2 separate regions of the Homo sapiens genome follow, and region 2 is linked to region 1. The links are chromatin loops, found by intact Hi-C in ENCODE. Cell type or tissue: tibial artery. All regions are shown on one strand. Each heading gives the region's core, and the rest is flanking DNA. Links, peaks and the distances in the headings are about the cores only.

Region 1 (11,064 bases), core at 2,023-10,022:
TAATTCTAAACTAAATGCTGTATCTAGATGAGTAACTAAGATTGTAAAAGCTCATCCACATTTACACTTGGGTTTTCCTTTCAGGCTCACTCATGAGCCTCCTCTCCTTGTACAGAGCCCTACCATGCACCAAGCAGCTAAGGGTTAGTAGCAATGAATAGGATAGACACAGCCCCTGAGCTCTTGGAATTCACAATTTAATTGGAAAACTGGAGAAGAACATATACAAATAAAATAATTGCAAACTATGACAATTCTCTAAACTCTGAAGGACGGGTCTCCATACAAGCGCCAGGGGCAGAGGCAGGAGATGAAGGGGGAGGGCTTGGATGAGGCAGGGTCTCCAAGGCCGGATAAGGGATTTCTAAACCTATCCTAATAGCCATGGGGAAGGTCCTTAAGGAGTTTTAGCAGAGTGGTACAACCTGATTTCCATTATTTTAGTTTTATTTGATTACTTTATTTTTTGAGACAGGATCTCGCTCTGTCACCCAGTTTGGAGTGCAGTTGCATGATCTTGGCTTGCTGCAACCTCCACCTCCCAGATTCAAGTGATCCTCTCACCTCAGCCTCCAGAGTAGCTGGAACTATGAGGAGCACACCAACACACTCGGCTAATATTTTTTTTTTTTGAGACAGTGTGTTGCTCTGTCACCCAGGCTGGAGTGCAGTGGTGCGATCTCGGCTCACTGCAACCTCCGCCTCCTGGGTTCAAGTGATTCGCCTGCCTCAGCCTCCTGAGTAGCTGGGATTACAGGTGCATGCCACCACACCCGGCTAATTTTTGTATTTTTAGTAGAGACGGGGGTTTCACCATGTTGGCCAGGCTGGTCTCGAACTCCTGACCTCAGGTGATCCACCCACCTCAACCTCCAAAAGTGATTACAGGTGTGAGCCACTGTACCCAGCCACCTGATTTCCATTTTTAAAAGGTCATTCTGGATGCTGAGCAAAGAGCCAAAACTGGCCAGAGTGGCACGCAGCACAGCCGTTAGGAGTTAACGGAATCATGAACTCATCTCGCCTGAGAAGCCAGCAGCATCCAATCATCAGAGGAAAGCCAGGACTCAAAGTGCATGAATGACAGGACAAGGAAGCCTGCAAAAGTGTGGTGAGCCCAGCTACCCTGCTTACAGAAAGAGATGCCATCAGAGGAAAGCCAAATGGGAAGGATTCTCTACATACAAACCCTAAGTCAACCAATCCCAGAGAAGTTAAAATGACACTCCTCCCTTCCAAGCTTAACCCTGAGCATGGAGAAAAGCATGGAGCCCACCTCCTGCAGCTGTGATGGGAGAAGAGGGGGCTGCCCATCCAGCTGGCAGCAAGTCTCTCGTATCAGCTGAAAATAGCCCAAGAAACCGTAAGTTAAGCATTTGTGGTCTTTTGCAACCTTAGTAATAAAGGAACACTCTTTCTGTGGTTCAGGAGATGACAAAAAAGCCAGCCAGGTGTCCTGCTGGGTAAGGGTTTTCTGCTGGGCTCCTCAGACCTGAGATGTTCTCCTTCTGCTAACCACAGGGTGGTTTCCATCAGAGCCCACACTCATTCCTCTCACACCTTCTCAGGGAGAGGAGAGAGAGGGCGAAAGGTGATCCTCTGGCCTTCCTTCATCAAGGCCAAGCCTTTTCTTTCCAAGCACACCCCTTTGGATGGGCCAGATGCCAGAGGGCACTGATGTGGAGGAGCTGAGGCAACCCATGCTGCAGGGCTCCCACGAGGAAGGCTGGGTGATGGAGACTATCCCACTCTGCTCAAGGCAGTACTCACCCCTGCACGAGGCCCCCACACCAGGACGGGCTGTAGACAAGCCGCTGCGGGGAGTCTATCTTCTTCAGGAGGTCGTAAGAGAAGCCCTGGATGATGGCCTGCATGTGTGAGGCACAGCGCTGCATGAACTCCACTATCTGCAAAACATCGCAGAGATGCCCAGTGCGGGCGCACCAGTTCTCAATGGAATGGAAGCTTGGGTATGAAGATAAGTGGTCCGAGGAGCTGAGAGCCCCCAACAGAAAAACCTCTCAAAAGGAAAGGGCCCAGGTGATTTTCTAAAGGTATGGAATGTTTTCAGGGAGAGGCTTTAGGGAAACAATTTCCTCCAACTCCCTCCTTCAACAGATGAGGAAACCAAGGCCAAGACGAGTAAAATTTGCTGGTCCAAGGCCCAACAGCTTTAATAAGCAGGAGCCCCAGAAAGGAGACTGCACACAGAGGGGCCTGGCACTGTACCTGCCCTTTGAGTTTTACATTTATGTTATTTAGTCTTCATTAAAACACATCACACCAGCTGGGTGCAGTGGCTCATGCCTGTAATTCCAGCACTTTGGGAGGCCAAGGTGGGCGAATCACCTGAGTCAGGAGTTCGAGACCAGCCTGGCCAACATGGAGAAACCCCGTCTTTACTCAAAATACAAAAGTTAGCTGAGTGTGGTGGTGCATGCTTGTAATCCGAGCTACTCAGGAGGCTGAGGCAGGAGAATTGCTTGAACCCAGGAGGCGGAGGTTGCAGTGAGCTGAGCTCGCGCCACTGCACTCCAGCCTGGGCAAGACTCCTTCCCAAAAAAAAAAAAAAAATTCCCACCTGCCAAACAAAGTTACTTAATGTCAGTGGGCCTCAGTTTCCCCACCTGTACAATAAGGACATTAATAGTACTTACCTGAGAGGTTGTTGTGAAGATTGAGTTAATATATAAAAAACATTTAAAACAACATCTGAGTCATGGTAAGTGCTAGTTAAATGGGTCAGACAAAATTACAGTTGTTTGCCTTTCCCATCGAATACGATGAGTAGAAAGGTTCACTAGACCTGCCGGAAGTTTCGCAGCTGGCTAATTTGCTTCGATCCAAGCCTGAGACTCCAGTACCAATACTAAGGCCACTGTACGCTCTGTGCTGACCACTGGGAGCCTGACTCTCAGCCCAGTACTCTTCTAGTGGGCATGGCTACAGAGTGGGACCCACCCTTACCTGGGTGCTACGCTCCTTTCCTGCTGTCAAAGCCCAAGTCTTCGGGTTTTGACCCCTCTCATCGTGGAGTCGCAGGTCACCTCCTGCATCCAGCAGTTTGCTAAGGATCCACTGATTGCCCGAAAATGCTGCTGCATGGACAGGGGTGCTCCCATCAAAGCAGCGGCTGGGGAGGGAGATGAGTACAATTGATGTCCATGGCAATGCTCCTGCATTCCATGGAGCGGGGCTCAGCGTGCAACACAGGGCTCCCATTCTACAAGGCAACGTTGGTGACGAGGAATATAACAACATCATTTGTGAGGCCCCTGTCTGTGCCCACAGGAACTTTCTGTACACACACACACACACACACACACACACACAATCCCTTTTTTTCCCTCCTTCACTCAACCCTTCAAGGAAGTATCATTTCCCAATTTACAGATGAGGAAACAAAACGGCAAAGCTGAGGTTCATTCCCAGGCATAGATCTGGTTCCAAATCCAATTTTCTTTCCCCAGCACTCTGATATTGGCTGCCCAGAAACAATGTCTTCACACCTGCAGTGTCCTGGGATCAGGCTAGTCAAGCACAGCCTAACAAGGCGCCACCTCTCTCGTTTGAGAATGTCTCCCCACAGCCCCCCAAGAAAATCCTGTGGTAGAGCACAAAACCTTGGCATCAGCAATGCAGTCAAGGATCTACACCTCAGAAAAATTTCACCTCAGAAAAATTTCAACAAAGCCAGTAAACTGTCTGAGACATGAAGGGACAGCCTTTAATGTGTCCAGGATATGGTGAGGATATGATGTATAGCCTTAGTTTCCTAACCTGGCTACACATCAGAATCACCAGGGAACTTTCTCTCTTTAACTGAAAAAGAAACACAAATAGGAGGAGGAGGAAGGGAAAAAAAAGAAGAAGAAAGAAGGAGAAGAAGGAGGAGGAGGAGAAGAAGGAGAAGATGAAGAAGAGGAGGAGGGGGAGGGAAGGGGAGGGGGAGGCAGAGGAGGAGGAGGAGAAAGAAAAGGATGATGAAGAGAAGATAAGAAAAAAGTCATCCAACTCCAGACACCCAGTTCTCTTACCAAGATGCAATTACTATTACAAGTTTTTGTATCCTTCTGGAAATGTTCTATGTATATACAAGTATAAATAAGAATACACTAAACAGGCCGGGTGTGGTGGCTCACGCCTGTAATCCCAGCACTTTGGGAGGCCGAGGCGGGCAGATCACGAGGTCAGGAGATCGAGGCCATCCTGGCTAACGCGGTGAAACCCTGTGTCTACTAAAAATACAAAAAAATTAGCCGGGCGTAGGTGGTGCATACCTGTAGTCCCAGCTACTCGGGAGGCTGAGGCTAAGAATGGCGTAATGGCATAAAACCCGGGAGGCAGAGCTTGCAGTGAGCCGAGATCATGCCACTGCACTCCAGCCTGGGAGACAGAGCGAGACTCTGAATACACTATACAAACTCTTCTGTATCTACATATTTTCTTTTCTTTTCTTTTCTTTTTTTTTTTTTTTTGAGACGGAGTTTTGCTCTTGTCACCCAGGCTAGAGTGCAATGGTGTGATCTCGGCTCACTGCAACCTCCGCCTCCTAGGCTCAAGTGGTTCTTCTGCCTCAGCCTCCTGAGTAGCTGGGATTATAGGTGCCCGCCACCCATGCCCAGTTAATTTTTGTATTTTTAGTGGAGACAGGGTTTCACCATGTTGGCCAGGCTGGTCTCGAACTCCTGACCTCCGGTGATCTACCCACCTCAGCCTCCCAAAGTGCTGGGATTACAAGAGTGAGCCACCGCGCCCAGCCTTCATATTTTCATTTAAGAATCTATCTTGGAGAAATTTCCATATGAGAAACTACAAGCCATCGCTTCTTGGCCTTTTGGCTAAGATCAAGTGAGAAACTACAAGCCATCTCCATTCTTTTTAACAGCTACATAGTATGCCAATGAATGGGTGTATCATAATTTAGTTAATAATCCACTGGGATATCTGTCAAAAGCACAGATTCTCAGACTACACCTTACACTGACTGAAACAAAATCTGCAAGCACAGGACCCAGGAATGTGGTTTGGTTTGGTTTTGTTTTTCAAATTCCCCTGGTGATACTAAAGAGGCTGGCCTGCACACAGGCTTATAGGAACCACTGATCCCATTGGTTCTCACTGTAGGCTCTCTCCCACTGCTGGGCAGAGAAGCAGTCCAGCACACTGCATCGTGGGAATCACAATATCCTCCTTGCTGCAAAAACAGCTTTGTATAATGTCTTACCATCTTCTTTTTTGTTTTTTGGGTTTTTTTTTTTTCTTTTTTTGAGACGAAGTCTCGCTCTTGTCCCCCAGGCTGCAGTACAATGGTGCAATCTCGACTCACTGCAACCTCTGCCTCTCGTGTTCAAGAGATTCTCCTGCCTCAGCCTCCCGAGTAGCTGGAATTACAGGCACCTGCCACCATGCGCTCAGGTAACTTTTGTATTTTTAGTAGAGACGAAGTTTCATCATGTTGGCCAGGCTGGTCTCAAATTCCTGACCTCAGGTGATCTGCCCGCCTCATCCTCCCAAAGTGCTGGGATTACAGGCATGAGCCACTGTGCCCAGCCTGTCTTACCATCTTCTAATCATTCCTCCCACAAACAGTAAGAAAGCTGGGTTAGGACACAGATGATATTATTTCTCATTTCTCATGAATGCTAAGGAGGAAAGGAATAATGATTTATACCCAGCTAAGCTTACAAGAGGATCCAGGTCCACCTGGTATCAAAATGTGTACTATCATATTTATTTATTGTAAAGCCTAAAAACTGGAGTCTCTGCCTAGCCAACTCAGAAGTTTATTTTATTTGGTACACACAGTGTTCAAAAAAATTGAAATAGTTGGCAATATTTAACATTTGGGAGCTTTCATTTATTTGTTTATTTATTTTGAGACAGAGTCTCTGTCTGCCACCCAGGCTGGAGTGCAGTGGCACAATCTTGGCTCACTGCAACCTCCGCCTCCTGGGTTGAAGATATTCTCCTGCCTGAGCCTCCTGAGTAGCTGGGACTACAGGCGCCCGCCACCATGGCTGGCTAATTTTTTTTTTTTTTTAATTTTTAGTAGAGACGGGGTTTCACCATGTTGACAAGGATGGTCTCGATCTCCTGACCTCATGATCCACCCACCCTGGACTTCCAAAGTGCTGGGATTACAGGCGTGAGCCACTGTGCCCGGCAACATTTGGGAGATTTCAAATTAAAAACTGGGATTTCCGGCTCTTGGAAATTCGGAAGATCTGGCTTTCCTGGCTCCCTTTCCTGCCCCCCTTTCCTGCCCAACAGCAATAGATCCCTGACCCTCCTCAGAGAAAACCTAAACCCAGTTACTTGGTCCAGTAGGCATCTGATTTGTGACTTCAATAGGTCCAGTCCATCACAGCGTTTCCACTGAGCGTATAGGAATAAAGCCTCCTGGCTGGGTGCGGTGGCTCATGCCTGTAATCCTAGCACATCGGGAGGCCGAGGCGGGTGGATCATCTGAGGTCAGGAGTTCGAGACCAGCTTAGCCAACATGGTGAAACCCCGTCTCTACTAAAAATACAAACAAAAATTAGCCGGGCATAGTGGCGTGTGCCTGTAATCCCAGCTACCTGGAAGGCTGAGGCAGGAGAATTGCTGGAACCCTGTAGGCAGAGGCTGCAGTGAGCCAAGACCGTGCCACTGCACTACAGCCTGGGCGACAGGGTGAGACTCCATCTCAAAAAAAAAAAAAAAAAAAAAAAGCCTCCTGGCTGGGTGTGGTAGCTCACACCTAAAATCCCAGCACTTTGAGAGGCTGAGGCAGATGGATCACCTGAGGTCAGGAATTCAAGACCAGCCTGGACAACATGGCAAAACTAAAAATACAAAAATTAGTCAGGTGTGGTGGCACGCGCCTGTAGTCCCAGGTACTCGGGAGGGTGAGGCAGGAGAATCGCTTGAACCCAGGAAGCAGAGGTTGCAGTGAGCCAAGATCGCACCACTGCACTCCACCTGGAAAACAGAGTGAGACTTCATCAAAAACAAAAAAAGGAATAAAGCCTCCTCCCAGAAATTCCCCTTCACCTTGATCAGATAAAAATTTTTTAAAAACTTTTTTTCCCGGTACCTCTATGCAGCCAATCATCAGATATTTTTTAAGTCACATGAAAATGTTCCCAACCAGAAAATACAAAGCCATAGGGGTTTGCCATCCTCTCTTGTTATTGTCCCTTTCCACTTCCTTCCTGGCATTGCCTGGCATTACAAGTGTCCTTCCTGGACACTTGAAAAAGGGAACTTCTTTAAACTCTGAGGTCTTCAGAAGCTGGGCTCCTTCCTGATCTCAGCTGTGTCATTAATACTATGTACCATATTATGGGCTAGTCTCAATTCCCTGATCTTGAAAATTAAAGGTTTGAATGGTTTGATCTTTAAAGAAATCAGCTTTAAGCCTGGACAAAGCAGTTGTAAATGCAGATGACTATAAAATGTTTCAATTTTTATCTGTATTTTTTTATACAGGCTTTTAAAAAATGGTTTATGTTTACTGAACAGAATTATACTGTCATACAGAATATGAAAGTGATGATGGTCATGACTATATCACTCAAGGCGATGTTTATACACCTTGTTTCAGTAACTAAAAGAAGTGGGAAATGGCCGGGCATGGTGGCTCATGCCTGTAATCTCAGCACTTTGGAAGGCGGAGGCTGGTGGATCACCTGAGGTCAGGAGTTTGAGATCAGCCTGGCCAACAAGGTGAAACCGCATCTCTACTAAAAATACAAAATTAGCCAGCTGTGGTGGTGGGCACCTGTAATCCCAGCTACTCGGGAGGATGAGGCAGGAGAATCGCTTGCACCTGGGAGGCAGAAGTTGCAGTGAGCCAAGATCATGCCACTGCACTCCAGCCTGGGTGACAGAGCAAGACTCTATCTCAAAAAAAAAAAAAAAAAAAAGTGGGAAAAACTGAAGAAAAAAGAAAATGTTGCATTTTTGCTGAAGAACTGCAGACTGTCCCAATATGGCCTCCCTACAACACGGGTATATGCAAACATCAGGTGAGCCAGCCCCCATGCCACCTTTTTTTTTTTTTTTTTTTTTTTTGGGTATAGACAGGGTCTCTGTTGCCCAGGCTAGTCTCAAACTCCTGGGCTCGAGCAATCCTCCCACCTCACCTCCCAAATTGCTGGGATTACAGGTGTGAGCTACTGCATCTGGCTGACCCCTTTCTCTCCGGGCTTTGAAATTAAACAATACGGTAGAGCCAGTAGAGCGTGTGTGAGTCTAGAAAAATTCTGCAAGGAAACACAACAAAATGTTCATTGTTTTAAGTTACCTCTGGTTACTTAATTCTCATACTGATTGGCTTTTTTCTTTGTGCTTTTCTAAGCTTCCAAGTTTTCTTCCCCTAAGCAATTTTATAACCAATCCCTCCACAACACACATACATAAAATACAAAAGCTGCTCGGCACGGTGGCTCACATCTGTAATCCCAGCACTTTGGGAGACTGAGGCGGGCGGACCATGAGGTCAAGAGTTCGAGACCAGCCTGACCAACATAGTGAAACCCTGCCTCTACTAAGAATACAAAAATTAGGCCGGGCGCAGTGGCTCATGCCTGTAATCCCAGCACTTTGGGAGGCTAAGGCGGGCGGATCATGAGGTCAGGAGATGGAGACCATCCTAGCTAACACGGTGAAACCCCATCTCTACTAAAAATATAAAACATTAGCTGGGTGTGGTGGCACGCGCTTGTAGTCCCAGCTACTAGGGAGACTGAGGCAGGAGAATCACTTGAACCTCGGAGGCACAGATTGCAATGAGCCGAGATTGCGCCACTGCACTCCAGCCTGGGCAACAGAGTGAGACTCTGTCTCAAAAAAAAAAAAAGACTACAAAAATTAGCTGGGTGTGGTGGCACGTGCCTGTAATCCCAGCTACTTGGAAGGCTGAGGCAGAAGAATCACTTGAACACGGGAGGCGGAGGTTGCAGTGAGCCGTAGTAGCGCCACTGCACTCCAGCCTGGGTGACAGAGCAAGACTCCATCACAAGAAAAAAAAAAAAAGTACAAAAGCTTCCAATATCAATAATTTAAGCAGGTACATTAAACAGAGCCTCCTTAAGTAAGATGGGAAAGACTTTATGATTGTTCATATTCTAGCATTCCTGTGAAAATCAGCTTGAATCACTTAAGTGCCCAAAACCCCAGTTTCTGGTTCTGTTTAATGGGAACTGAAAAATATCCACCACCCACTCTCCCTTCTCTGTCAAGAAGGTGTCAAATAAGCTAATATTTGAGAAGGCCCTAGCAAAAGCCGAAGTGCTTCACAAAAAGAGATGTTCGGCCAAGTACAGTGGCTCACACCTGTAATCCCAGCACTGTGGGAGGCCAAGGTGGATGGAGGCCAGGAGTTCGAGACCAGCCTGGCCAACATGGCAACACCCTGTCTCTACTAAAAATACAAAAAATTAGCCAGGCCTGGTGGTGCCCACTTGTAATCCCAGCTACTAGGGAGGCTGAGGCAGGAGAATTGCTTGCAGCCGGGTGGCAGAGGCTGCAGTGAGCCAAGATCCTGCCACTGCACTCCAGCCTGGGCGACAGAGGCAGACCATGTGTCAGGAAAAAAAAAAAAAAAAAAAAAGTAGATGTTCACCTGTCACTGATTCACTGTGTTACTGTTTCATATTAAAATTTAGACCAACTATTGGCCGGGCACGGTGGCTCACGCCTGTAATCCCAGCACTTTGGGAGGCCAAGGCGGGCAGATCACGAGGTCAGGAGATTGAGACCATCCTGAGACCAACCTGGCTAGCATCATGAAACCCCGTCTCTACTAAAAATACAAAAAATTAGCCCGGCGTGGTGGCAGGTGCCTGTAGTCCCAGCTCCTCAGGAGGCTGAGGCAGGAGAATGGCGTGAACTCGGGAGGCAGAGCTTGCAGTGAGCCGAGATCGCACCACTGCACTCCAGCCTGGGCGACAGAGCTAGACTCCGTCTGAAAAAAAAAAAAAAATAAATAAATAAAATTTAGACCAACTATTAAACTCCGATTCTTTTCGTGTTTCGTGTTTTTTTTTTTTCCTTTTTTTTTTTTTTTGACGGAGTTTTGCTCTTCCCACCTCGGCCTCCCAAAGTGCTGGGATTACAGGCGTGAGCCACCATGCCCGGCCTAAACTCTGATTCTTTTAAACCACAGCCATAAGAGTCAGGCAAAATTCACCCTTTTTTTTTTATTTTGAGACTGAGTCTCGCTCTTGTTGCCCAGGCTGGGGTACAATGGCGCGATCTCGGCTCACTGCAACCTCCACCTCCCGGGTTCAAATGATTCTCCTGTCTCAGCCTCCCAAGTAGCTGGGATTACAGGCATGCGCCACCACGCCTGGCTAATTTTTTGTATTTTTAGTAGAGGCAGGGTTTCACCATGTTGGTGAGGCTAGTCTCTAACTCCTGACCTCGTGATCTGCCCGCCTTGGCCTCCCAAAGTGCTGGGATTATAGGTATGAGACACCGCACCCGGCCAAACGTTTTTCTAATTAGTTTCTAAACAAACTCATCTTAACAGCACAACCCCTATTTTCTAGACATCAATATTATTGTACTTACTGATTTGGATCTGATCCATAATCCACCAGAACATCAACGAATTTCCTAAGGCCCAATAACGCCGCAACAAAAAGTGCTGTTTGGCCCAAGGAGTTAACTGCATCAACATAAATTCCTGCAAAGGAAATATCAGAATCAATGCAAATATCAGAAAATTTCCTGAGAAGGAACTGGGTAGGGGGTGGGGGAATTACATATTTTTATAGTGTACTTTCATATATTGCTGTGAGCTTTTTTTTAAAAAAAGTACAAAGAAGGTCTTCATTAGTAGCACATAGATATACTGGAAGGCAAACTCAGTGTTTATTCATCAAAAATATTTGCAGAAAGTTGCATTGAAGCATTTAGTTCACCACACTGGCATATTATAAAATGGATTAAAATGGTTCTCAATCATGGGAAAGGATGAGGGAGGGACTAAAGATACTCTGTGTGTTGGGAGGAAGGCTATAACATAAAAAGAGCTCAATGGAATACAAGTCCTCACCTAAAAGATCTTACTAA
Region 2 (10,988 bases), core at 1,207-9,206, 93 kb before region 1:
AGGTGAGGGAGGATGGAAGAGCCTGGGAAAGGCTGGGCCTCCAGAGCTTCTGACAGCCCCCAACTGTGAGGGACATATAAGGGGAAGCACCCTGAGTTGTCTCCTTACCCCCTCTGCCCAGAGCCGGCAGTGCACGAGAGGGCCTGGCCTGAACCATGACCCACAGGGAGTGGAAGGCAGAGAATGGACTGACTCCTCTGTAGAAGCCTGTTCTACCCCATCCTCAGCTCAGAAGAGGAACTGTTTCCCCCAACTCTCATTGTCAGCTCTAGACCCTAAAGATTCTCCTCTCCTTTGGGGGTCAGCCTCCTTCGTGGGGTGCCTGGCAGTGCTGGGCTCAGCTCTGCCTCACAATACCCACGTGCCACCCCCAGACAATGGACAAGGGCCGGCTGCAGAGGCTGACTCACTCTCTGAGGGTTAGCCAAGCCAGTGGGGACTACCCCAGACCACTGTGGAGTCCCAGCTAGAGTGAGGAAGATAAGATAGCCACAGTCTTCCTGCAAAGGGAAGAATTGAGGGAGGCAGATATGCATACTGCCAGGTGTATGCCAGAGGGAAGAGGTTGAGATAGGGAGGTTAGAGGGAAAAGTCTGCTAGGAGCTACTGCCAGGCTGTTGCCTCTGAAGTCTTCACACCTGCTTATAGCCATAGTCTCCAGTGCTCGCCTGGACAGAGGGGAGGAAAAGAGGCCCCTTAGCCCAAAACTAGAACCAGCAGATGGAGGCTGGGTGACCAGAAGAGGCTATCCTGAGGCAAGCCTAACCCAAGGCTTTTCTCACCTATGACATTTGTGAGGTCCAGTGGTGACCATACATCCCAGTCTATGCCTGCTGTCCTGGCATCATGATTAATTGTGCCCTTTCACTCTCAAAAGTGTCCCAGCTTAGACAATTAATTACATGGCAACAGAGAAGGGGTGGGACTGGGGGCAGCACGACGTGTTGTCTGGCAGCTAATAAGTCTGGGGAATTCCAGGAAATCCTGCCTCTCTGCACAAATCCACAATGACCCAGCCGTTGGTCTGGGGGTCAGGACAAGGGTGGGAGAGAGAAAGCTGTGCTTCACCTGGTTTCCCAGGAGCACTGAGTGGAGGGGCAGGGAAGGGAGAAAGGAAGGCCCTAATGAAGATCCCTAGCCCCCATGATCTTCCAGCAGAGCCTCCGGGAACCCAGCACCATCCTCATCTCTGCCAGCCCTGGCTGCTCATCCGCATGGAGGGGGCCACAGGGGCTCTAGACAAGGAGTCAGGACACCAGGGTCCTCACCTCCTGCCTGTCCATCCCCACTCCCAGCTCTGCCAGTGACCAAATCATTTTCTGACTTTGAGCCCCAATCCCAGCCAAGGCAGGGGGAAGACAGGTCACGTCCACCCATCTCCCAGAGCAGCACCTTACCCCAGCTTCAGTCCTGTCCTCAGGGACAGAATTCCCTTGCCATCCCAGTGAACGGTCCATGTCCCACGCTTCAGACTCCCTGTCAGAAAGCTCTAGGTCTAATTTTATCTCCCAGGCAAAGTTCCTCACACACAGAAACAGCCTTGTTTTGATGCTGTTGTTGTCTGGCTTCCTGGCTTGCTCCTTTCCCTTTCTCTTTGACCCCCTTCTGTCTCTGGCAGGGGCCAAAAAAGCCTGTGGAATGTCCTTCCCCACCCCTCTTCTCCTCCCCTTCCCTTGGCTCCCACCCTCCAAGGACAGCTCAGCTGCAGCAGGATCACTTGGTTCCTCTGCAGTCCCCTCCTCCTCTGATTGGCTGTCCCATGACGCCTGCCTGCTGCCTACCCTGGTGGGCACAGCACCAACCTCCCAATGTCTGTTTGCAGCCAGGCTTTTGATCCATTTGACCTCTCCTGTTAACCCCCAAGGACACTGTGGCCTGTATGAGGACTATGAGCTATCCCCAAGTGACCTGGCCCATCAGCACATGAGGACAGCCACCTAGGATACCCATTCCCAAAGGATTTCAATCCCCCAGTCTCTCTTTCACCTTAACTTTAAGCAGTGCTGGAGTAGGTGAGATGTCCTATACTCCCCCATATAGGTTTTTGTGGGAATGGTCCCACACTTCTTCCCAAGTGTTCATTTGTTTTTTTTTTTTTTTCCTGTGAGGAACGTCACTGTTTCAGAAATCTGCTCCTAAATTTCCCTGCAGGGAGCATCAGCCACAGAGAAGACTTTGCTCCAGGGACTCCCCTTACCCTAGGACACCTGACCTCTGACTTATAGCAACCTGTATCAATTAGATCACTCCATGGCTTCCATAGTGTCAACAGGGGAGCTGTTAGCACTTGGTCTCTGAGGAGCACGGGTTCAAGGCAATGGGAGGCTGGCAGCCCAGAAGCTTCAGAGCTGCCATTTAGGTGGGAGATAAATTAAGGGGCCTGGTTGGAAGTGTGCACTCAACTAGGGGTCAGGGGTCCACTGTTTCTGGTTGGGTGGAAACATCTTTTGTGAGTCTGGATAGTGTCTTAATTTGAGGACCTTAATGTTCAGTTGTGAATGGCCCTTCCTTGCCTCCCAGCGAGGCTGGGGAGAGAAAGCACTCCCAGATGATAGATACCTTAAGCTGCTTTGAACCTGAGAAGAGAAGGTGCATCCCAAGTCACAGGATGGTCATTAATGTTGGCCTGTCATTCTTTTCACATGTAAATTTAAACCCCCTGGCATAGCTGGGTTGGGGGGGTCTCCCCCACTGATTCCCAAAGCAGCTAGGACACTGACCTCCTTTGACAAAGAGACCCTCATAGAGGAGTCTGATCTGAACCAGTCAGCCTAAGAACTTGGCTGGCTTGAGGGCAGGGGCCTGAGGATGGGGACTTTGGTGATGGTGGTTGGGGTGGAGGGGGGTGTGTCTTTAATTAGAGAAGAACAGTGTGGCCTCGGACAAGCCGAAAGCACCAAGACCTCAGCTGAACTGAAGTTAGTGTGTGGCAGAAAAAGCCCCTCTAGCCCCTGCTGGGCTTGGCACTGGGGACAATCAGTGCTTCCCTAGGCTTCCATCCCTAGAACAATCAGTCCATCCATCCACCATGTGGGGAGAAGTGGGGGAAAGGAATAAGGACAGGCCTCTCTCAGGAACCCCCGTTGGGGGAAGGTCACAGGGTCACCAAGACTTCCTGGCCAAGGCTTGGGCCTCTGCCTGGACACAGCTTGAGAGACAAGAGCCCAAAAGGTTGGCCCTACCAAACCTGAAAGCTTCTGATCCCAGGGGGCCCAGGGAGCTCCCTTCTGGAGGCTGCCCACAGCCAACATCCCGCCCCACAGGCTGGTCAGTGATCCCCCCCTGCTGTAAACAGTTTGTGTCCCCCAATGCAGAGGGCAAAGGCTGTGGGGCTTCCAGACTGAGAGGAGAGGACGGTGTGTGGCCTAGAGGTCCTGACACCCTTACGTTATTTGTGGCAGGCTCTGGCAACAATGTCAGGAGAAGAGATTACATCTTCAGAGCCAAGCATCAAAAACTTCCTACCTGGGCACCTCCAGGGAGGCTGGCTGGGGTTACTGTTTCTCTTCCCACTACAGGCAGGTGGCAGGGATGGGTGCCCCCACCCCCACACACTGCAGAGGGACCTGGCTGGTGGGGAGGGAGCGGGTAGATGCAGCAGGAGGAAGCTTTCCCATGGTTCCTGTCCCAGGGGCAGAAGGATATAGCTAATCCCACCGGGCAGGATGGTGGGCTGGGCCTCCCCCTCTCTGGGGTCCCTTTGGGAAAGGGCCAGGGACTGCCCCTTGTCAGGCTGAGGGAAGGAGGGGCCAAGCGTCTTACCATCCCTCCTGGTGAGGCAGGCAGTGTTTGTGGGCCTCCTCTGCGTTTTCCAAATGAAGTTGGTACTGGCCCCTGTGCCCAGGGTAGGTGGGTGAGGAGGGGTTACTCAGGTAAAAGCTGACCCAGGCGAGGATGGGGACCCTCACCTCCGCTTATTACTGATGCGCCTTCCCCAGCCCAACAAGCGCGTCTCCACCAGCGGGCACCTCCCTCAGCACGGACCCACCCCTTCGTCCTAGAGCGCAGGCATCACCCAGGGGTTGGCGCCCACTCCGTGGCTGCTCAGAGGGAAAAACTTGGGAGCAGCGACGCACCGCCGCCCGGCAGCAGTGCCAGCCTGTGCCCGGGGCCGGCGACGGCGCCTCCCACCCTGCACAGCCGCGGCTGCGGTGCCGCGGGTCCCCTTGCAGCCGCCCGGGAGCGACCGGCCCTGCGCACCCCAGCCCTGCCCCGCGCCCGCCCGCCTGCCTGCCTGCCTTACCATGGCTGCAGCCCGGGCGGGGCCGGCTCCGCCTGGACAGCGCCCGAGCGACCCGCGGCGGAGCTGCGCGCCGACCTCGCAGCACCGCCGTCACCCTCCCGCCTCCCCGAGTGCGGACCGCTGCGGGAGGGGCCCGGCGGCGGGGGCGGAGCGAGTCGGCCCCGGGGCGGGGCCTGTACCTCAGCTGCTAGCGGTGCCGGCGCGAAGTGGGTCGGGGTGCCCAGCTGGGGGCCGGCCTCGCAGCCCGCGACCCCCGGATGCGCAGAGTATGCAGAGTCACCCAGGACAGAGCGGGGAGCCTCAGCTCCTCGTCCCCGGGCTGCACTGGACACCTGGCTCTTTTTTACTCAGCTCCAGAAGCACCGCGGGGGCTTGAGCCAGTTCCCAAAGAAAAAGGAACGGCCCACCTGACATCCCCAGAAGGAGACGCCTTTGGAAGGGAGGGGGAGTTGCTGCATGAGTTGGAGAGAAACCATTAGTTACCGCAGGGATTCAACAAGGTTTTCACAAAGTGAATCCGGCTGATGCCCAAGTTACTGATCACTACACCTCCTAAAGGGGAATGTCAGATATTCTCCACCTCCACCCGAGCTGTGAAGGGGCAGGTTAGAGGCAGGTTCCCTTCATGCAGTACCCCAGATTACAGATTAAAGAGGATTTGCTGCACAAATTATCCAGGGATCATCTGCTGGAAGGATAGAAGGGAGAGGCTGAGTGGCTTTAACAGGGCGGTGTAGCCTTGCCTGTGGCTGAGGACAGTGGGGAGGGCCTCAGGAGAGGCCAACCCAGGCGTGACCCAGGCCCAGCTGGGCCACTCTTCCTCTGACAAGCAGGTGAGATGCCGAGGGGACAGATGCCCCAGAAGCTTTAGAGGCATTAGAGGCTCAGAAAGGTCAGAGCAGCAGCTAGGGGAAGGCAGATGCTTGGTGAGTGGGGTGTTGGTGAGGGATTCCCTGAGCTAAGTAGGGTCTGAGCTGGTCAGGCTCCTGTGGAAGTTTCCAGAAGCATGTCCCTTCCTGACCCGCAAGACCCCTCTCTCAATGGCAGGCTGACTGGCTTCTGCCTGAATACACTCTGGACAAAACTGAGACCCACAGGCACGGCCCTCTCTGTTGGTAGAAGTGCCAGAGGCCTGCCTGCTGTATTTCAGTCTGACCTGTGAACCAGTAGCACTGGTTGGGACCAGTCAGAACTCAGCCAGGGGAGGGAAGAGGGCCTGGGGCAGCAGGTAAGATCAGGCTGAGAAAAACAATGGGGCTGCTACTGGAGATGTTATTGGCTGTTTGGCACTGGTGGACTGGAAGATGGCAGGGTGTTCATGAGCCAGCCGGTTGAGGAGAAACCTTCCTAGCTGGGTGGCCTTGAGCAACTTACTTCACCTGTCAGGGTCTCAATTTCCATACCTGAAAATGAGGGGATTAAACTAGATGATTTCTAAGCTTCCTTACAGCTCTGGCCTTCTAAAAGTGGATGCAGTGGGGGAAGGAGGATATGCTGTATGCTACTATAGGCCTTGGAGGAAGATAAGAGAACAAGGCAGCAGCAGGAGGTGCTGGAGAAAGGTTGGACATGCAGTGATTCAGGAGAGGGCCCAGGATCTGAGTGAAGGGGGAGGACGTGTAGGATGGGGGCAGCAGCTTGGGTTCCCTGAAAGGGAACCTCTAAAGGTACAGAGAGGCTCCCGGAAAAGACCTGGGGTAGATCAGGGGATCGGAAGCTGTACTCAGGAAAACAAAGACATAAAGAGAGAAACCAATGGCAGTTGGAAGTCTGCAGAAGCAGCAGCTGCTGCTACCATCAGCCCCAAATGTCAAGCTTGGACTATACAAAGCCCCACTGTTCAAAGCCCTGGGCCTCCAATACTCATGTATGCACTCTAAGAATACCTCTTGCGTGCTTCCAGAGTCCTGTGGCCTAGGGTAAGGAGAAAGCCTACATCAGGGAAGACAGGCCCCAGCAGAAACCCTTGTTTTCCTCTATTATAACATGCCCCTCCCCGTGGCCTCAGCTGAATTCCAAGTGTGGACACAGACACATTTCAAAAGGCAGCCCAACCAGCTCATCCTCAGCTGTGGCTGGAATCCCAGCTCTTCTCTGGCACCTGCTGCCCAGGCAGCAGGTTGGTACCAGCTTGCCTTGAGGAAAGTGAGGCCCCAAGCAAGTCCTGGGACCACGGAACTTAGCTCTAAGCCAAGAATATTGGGGTCTAATCTCTTTCTAATCACTGTACCACAGGCCTAACATGAGGCATGCTGGGTGAAATAAAAGCTGAAGACTGACTTTGAGCCATCCCACCTGCACAAGCCCTGCATGCTAACCTACTGCAGCATTCGGAGAGCTCTGAGAGAACTTGGCCTGGGCACAAGTCCCATGCCAACTTGGCTATTATCTCACTGCCTGAAAGTCCCTTGCCCTCTCTGGGCCTCTGTTTCCCCCACTGAAAGAGAAGACTGGACTTCTCCCAAGTCTAGCTCTTACATTCTGTGTGATGGAGGCAGGGTCTAATACCTGCAGGGCCAAGATACAGCAGCCCTTGCGTCAGTCACTGGGGATTTACCGAGTGCTCTTCCTCATCTCCAGCCAGCAGGTGGCCTGGCCAACTCTGCTTCAGCATGGCTTAACTCTTGGAGCGCTAGTTCTCCCTCAAAATTCAACATCCCACCAGGCATTGATGGCCTTGACTACAGTACAACTCCCCAGGCACTGCTAGGGCATGGTATCTGAGCCAAGTGTCTAGGGGAGTGTCTAGCTGGGAAACTCAGCTCAGCCACCATAGCTCTAGCCTGCTGTCTTGGGCTCCGTTGCTTAGGTCAGGCCAACATGATATGTCCTGGCCCCCTCCACTAGGTCTTTCCTGCCCACCCATAGGTGCAGGTTGTATGGCACAGGACCTAAGCAAGGAGGCTGCATGTGGGCCATCCCAGGGCCCAGGTTCAAAGCCGATAATAAAGAGCAATTACCACAGGAAATCAGGATTTCAGATCTGCATGACTAGCAATGGCCACTTCTGCCTTTCAGTAGCTAAGTTTCCCTAAAGTGGCGCAAGAACTAATTGTACATCCCTTCCCCAGTGAGATAGATGAGTCACTGACGATACAGTCAGAGAGTCCTTGGACCAAAGGCTATCACTGGGTTGTGTCTTTCAAGGAAACCTCAGCAAGTCTGTCCAACAAGGTCTGTGGTGGACAAAGGCAATAAACCAAAATACATTAAGCCCAAATCTTCCCCCAGCTGCTGCCATGTGTCCCATGATCCTGGGGGCAGGCATAAGGTGTGGGTGGCAAGGCTGGGGAACACTGTGTTTCCTGGCACCTGCTGAATGGCTGCAAAGAGGGGCAGTTCCAGAGCTGGCAGGGTGCTAGAAGCCAGCCACTCTGATAGGGCAGACAGTCCTTCCAACACCCTCCGTGAACAGGGCAGGGCCATAGGAGCTCAGGGTTGGAAAGGACTTACAAACCTCCTAATGTGACTACTCACCAGATGTCTGAAGGCTCCCCTGCCTTCCCAGCCTCTGCTCGAATACATACCTCCGATGGCCAAAAATTCACTGATTCTAACAACTGCCCTTCAACCTTTGGGCTGCCAAGTTACCAAAGTCTTCACTATACTGAGCCAAAATCTGTCTTTCCCTGGCTTTTACCCTCCATATGCCTCCATGCTGGAAGCTTTGCTGACTCATTTCATTGGACTTTGCTTTGTCCTTTGATGTCCACACCCTTTCAAGTGACCCATCTGTATACTTTTCTCTACCAAATTCACCACAAGCTCCTCAAGGGCAGGGACTATGTCTTTTCTTTTAACCTCTGCTCACTTCAAATCAGCAAACATGTGATGTGATGTTTTTCTGGGTGTCCAGGCCTCTGCCCCCAGGAGATGGCTGATCAATATGGATTGACTAAAAGGACTCATTGATTAGTTTTCCATTCTGATTTTAGAGCCCAGACAAGCCTTGAGGCTCTGCGCTTCATTGACCCTTCACTTGCCCTTCATCCTGGCTGCTCACAAGCTCACACCCACCTCCCAGCCCCGTGGTTCACATACAAAGACACAGATGTTACTCTCACTAAAACCTTTCCCTTCACAATTCTTGATATCTAAAGGTGCTGCTGAAATATTGAGAAGTATTTTCCAGGGAGACGTGGCTATAGAAGAAGGGTTTCTATACCATATAGTTGACTCCCTGGGACAGACTGCTCCTTAAAATGCTTCCAGCTTTGATGAACAAACTCTGAGCCTCAATTTCTTCATCTGTGAAATAGGGAGAATAAATCCACTCATAGGTTACTATGAAAACCCACTAATGCACTTAACATGATCACTAAATGAATGGTAGCTATTATCTCCATTAATAAGAAAATTATCAACATCAAACCAGTAACTGTCAACTGTGACTATTTCAAATGCCTTCCCTCCAAAGGATTTGGAGTGTGCATGTGTAATAGGTGTAGAGAGATGGGAGGACAGAGAATACCAGAGTAATGCCTTAGATTAAATTGACATTGGAATGACCAAGCCGCCACCACCTGTGGAGTCAGCTTCTCCAGCTAGACACCATCTCTAGAAAGCTGGTGCTTGGTCTCAGACCTACCGACCCAAATTCCCAGAAACAGCCACTGTGGAGACCTCTGGAACTAGATGACTTTGCCGGCAGTGGGTGTGCCAAGGAAGCGACACCCACAGTGTCAGCCTGAGCTTCCCTCAGGAACTGCCTCACATTCTGTCCCCCTCCTCCAGGCTTCATTCAGCCCCCAAGGTGCAGCTGTCTCCTGCTGCTCCCCTAACAGCAGCTGAGCCAAAGGCAGCTGAGCAGAGGAGGGTGAGGGGACATGGCCATTTCTGCCTCTCAGGACAGCCTTCCTCTGGCTGAGCACCTGTCAGGGTGGCTCCTGGGTTACAGATTTACTTCCTCACCCAAGTATGCACCCTGGCCTCTGAAGCCAAGCTCCCTAATCTACCCAGGCCCACTGTTTCTGTTACTTGGAAAATCCACCATTTCAAACAGCACCAAACTACTCTGCAGAAAGATGTGATGTTGGAGATGGGTTTCAGTCACCACACACCTTCTGAAAATACACCAAAAAGTCCACAATGGATGTGGCAGATTCTTCCCTATGTGGGACTATTCTGGGCAAAACAAAGAACTAAGGGAGTCTGGCCTCAGCTCTGCTATCAAGTCTGAGAGAAAAGCATTGTATATTCCTGCCCCCATTTTATAGGCAGAGGGAGTAACCTGCCCAGGTCTCACTGTGAAGCCAGGACATTGTTCCCTCTGTGCTTCCAGGCAGACTGCACCACAGCTTGTATTAGGTGACCACCTGTCCTGGTCTGCCCAGGATTGAGGGGGTTCTTGAGACATGTGACTTTCAGTGCTAAAACCAGCAAAGTCCCAGGCAAACCCTGATGAGTTGGTCAACTTACCCTGTCCCCAGGTTAGCAAGTCTTAGCCAGAGGCCACCAGCCTTCCATCCTGCTCTGGAATTGGCTGCCCATGGTAGCTGGAAATGAACAGGGTGCCATCTGACAGGGTAAGATGCTTGCTTCCTAAGAAGCTGTGCAACAATGGTCAAACTGCTATAAAAATCCTCCCAAGGCCGGGCGTGGTGACTCATGCCTGTAATCCCAGCACTTTGGGAGGCTGAGGTGGGTGGATCACAAGGTCAGGAGTTCGAGACCAGCCTGACCAACTTGGTGAAACCTCGTCTCCACTAAAAATACAAAAACTAGCTGGGCGTGGTGGCGGGTGCCTGTAATCCCAGCTACTCAGGAGGCTGAGGCAGGAGAATCACTTGAACCCAGAAGGCAGAGGTTGCAGTGAGCCGAGATCGCGCCATTGCACTCCAGCCTGGGTGACAGAGCGAGACTCTGTCTCAAAAAAAAAAAAAAAAAAAGCCTCCTGAGATGCCCTGCCCCGTTTTCAGCAGTTCTGCTCCATTCTTTCAACAATTCTTTCTTCTCAACTACGAGCCTCTGCCCAAAGCAAGAGAAATGCCGGGTGCAGTGGTTGGTGCCCATAGTCCCAACTACTCAGGAGGCTGAGGCAGAAGGATCACTTGAGCCCAGGAATTCGAGATTACAGTGAGCTATGGATTGCACCACTGCACTCCAACCTGGGCAACAGAACACTTTAAAAAAAAGCGAGGGAGGGTTCCTTTCACATAGCCCATGACCTAGGATTCTGTGAACATCCTCATGAATGTGGAAACTCCCTGAGTTCCTCAGAGGCTTTGGATTTCGCTTTGTAAAGGAAGCCAACCTGAGCAAAATGTCCCTGTGATTCAAAAGCCAACAGGAGGCTGATCATCCCATCCCTTCAGGGTCACATGACATGTCATCCAAAAGACACTGAGGTCTGCCTTAAGTATCAGTGAGATGGCCTCCTCTGATTCCTGGCCTATTTTCCAGAGTTGGTTTCTTGCATAATTGATAGAGCAGAGAGTAAACCACCTTGCCCTATGACAGCCTGAGAAGTCACATTTAAGGATGAGTAGGTCAGATGCCTTGAGGACACAGGATCTTGGGGCTAACACACCCTGTCCATCAAAGGCATTGCAGCCCCTCCCATCAGAACTGCTTTATTTCCAGGAAATCCCCAGGGCTATGTGAGAAGGCAGCCCCCAGTGACCCATTAGGGCACCCTCAGGACCTTCCTGTTGAGCTTTTGCTAGTTCTGATCCCCAAAAAAAACCCATCAGGAATGCTTCCCTTAGTCCAGCATAACCTCCTCTGGGGAGACTCCTGCCCCTAA

The links. A loop is a pair of places that touch in the nucleus more often than their neighbours do. Peaks named below come from ENCODE experiments on the same cell type or tissue, not always from the same donor. Only the 100,000 strongest peaks of a DNase experiment are listed, where the experiment ranks them.
Region 2: it touches region 1 in a loop (2.0-fold over the local background); 17 of 110 quality-filtered maps call a loop at or near these places.

The regions. Positions count from the first base shown.
Region 1 is chr17:58,619,880-58,630,943 of GRCh38, forward strand. It overlaps TEX14 (testis expressed 14, intercellular bridge forming factor), which reads right to left. Exons shown (of 32, transcript NM_031272.5): 3 at 10,561-10,675; 4 at 2,968-3,133; 5 at 1,771-1,907. Among named protein-coding and RNA genes, the nearest start is that of IGBP1C, 67 kb to the right of the region's middle. RefSeq lists an enhancer at 1,568-1,877. In tibial artery, for the core only: no CTCF peak of the experiment used is centred there; no DNase peak of the experiment used is centred there.
Region 2 is chr17:58,527,718-58,538,705 of GRCh38, forward strand. All of the region lies in intron 3 of SEPTIN4 (septin 4), which reads right to left. All of the region lies in intron 2 of SEPTIN4-AS1 (SEPTIN4 antisense RNA 1), which reads left to right. Among named protein-coding and RNA genes, the nearest start is that of SEPTIN4, 11 kb to the right of the region's middle. RefSeq lists enhancers at 1,223-1,723, 3,497-3,997 and a silencer at 4,095-4,544. In tibial artery, for the core only: no CTCF peak of the experiment used is centred there; a DNase peak (open chromatin) is centred at 4,244; H3K4me3 peaks cover 1,984 bases; H3K27ac peaks cover 3,542 bases.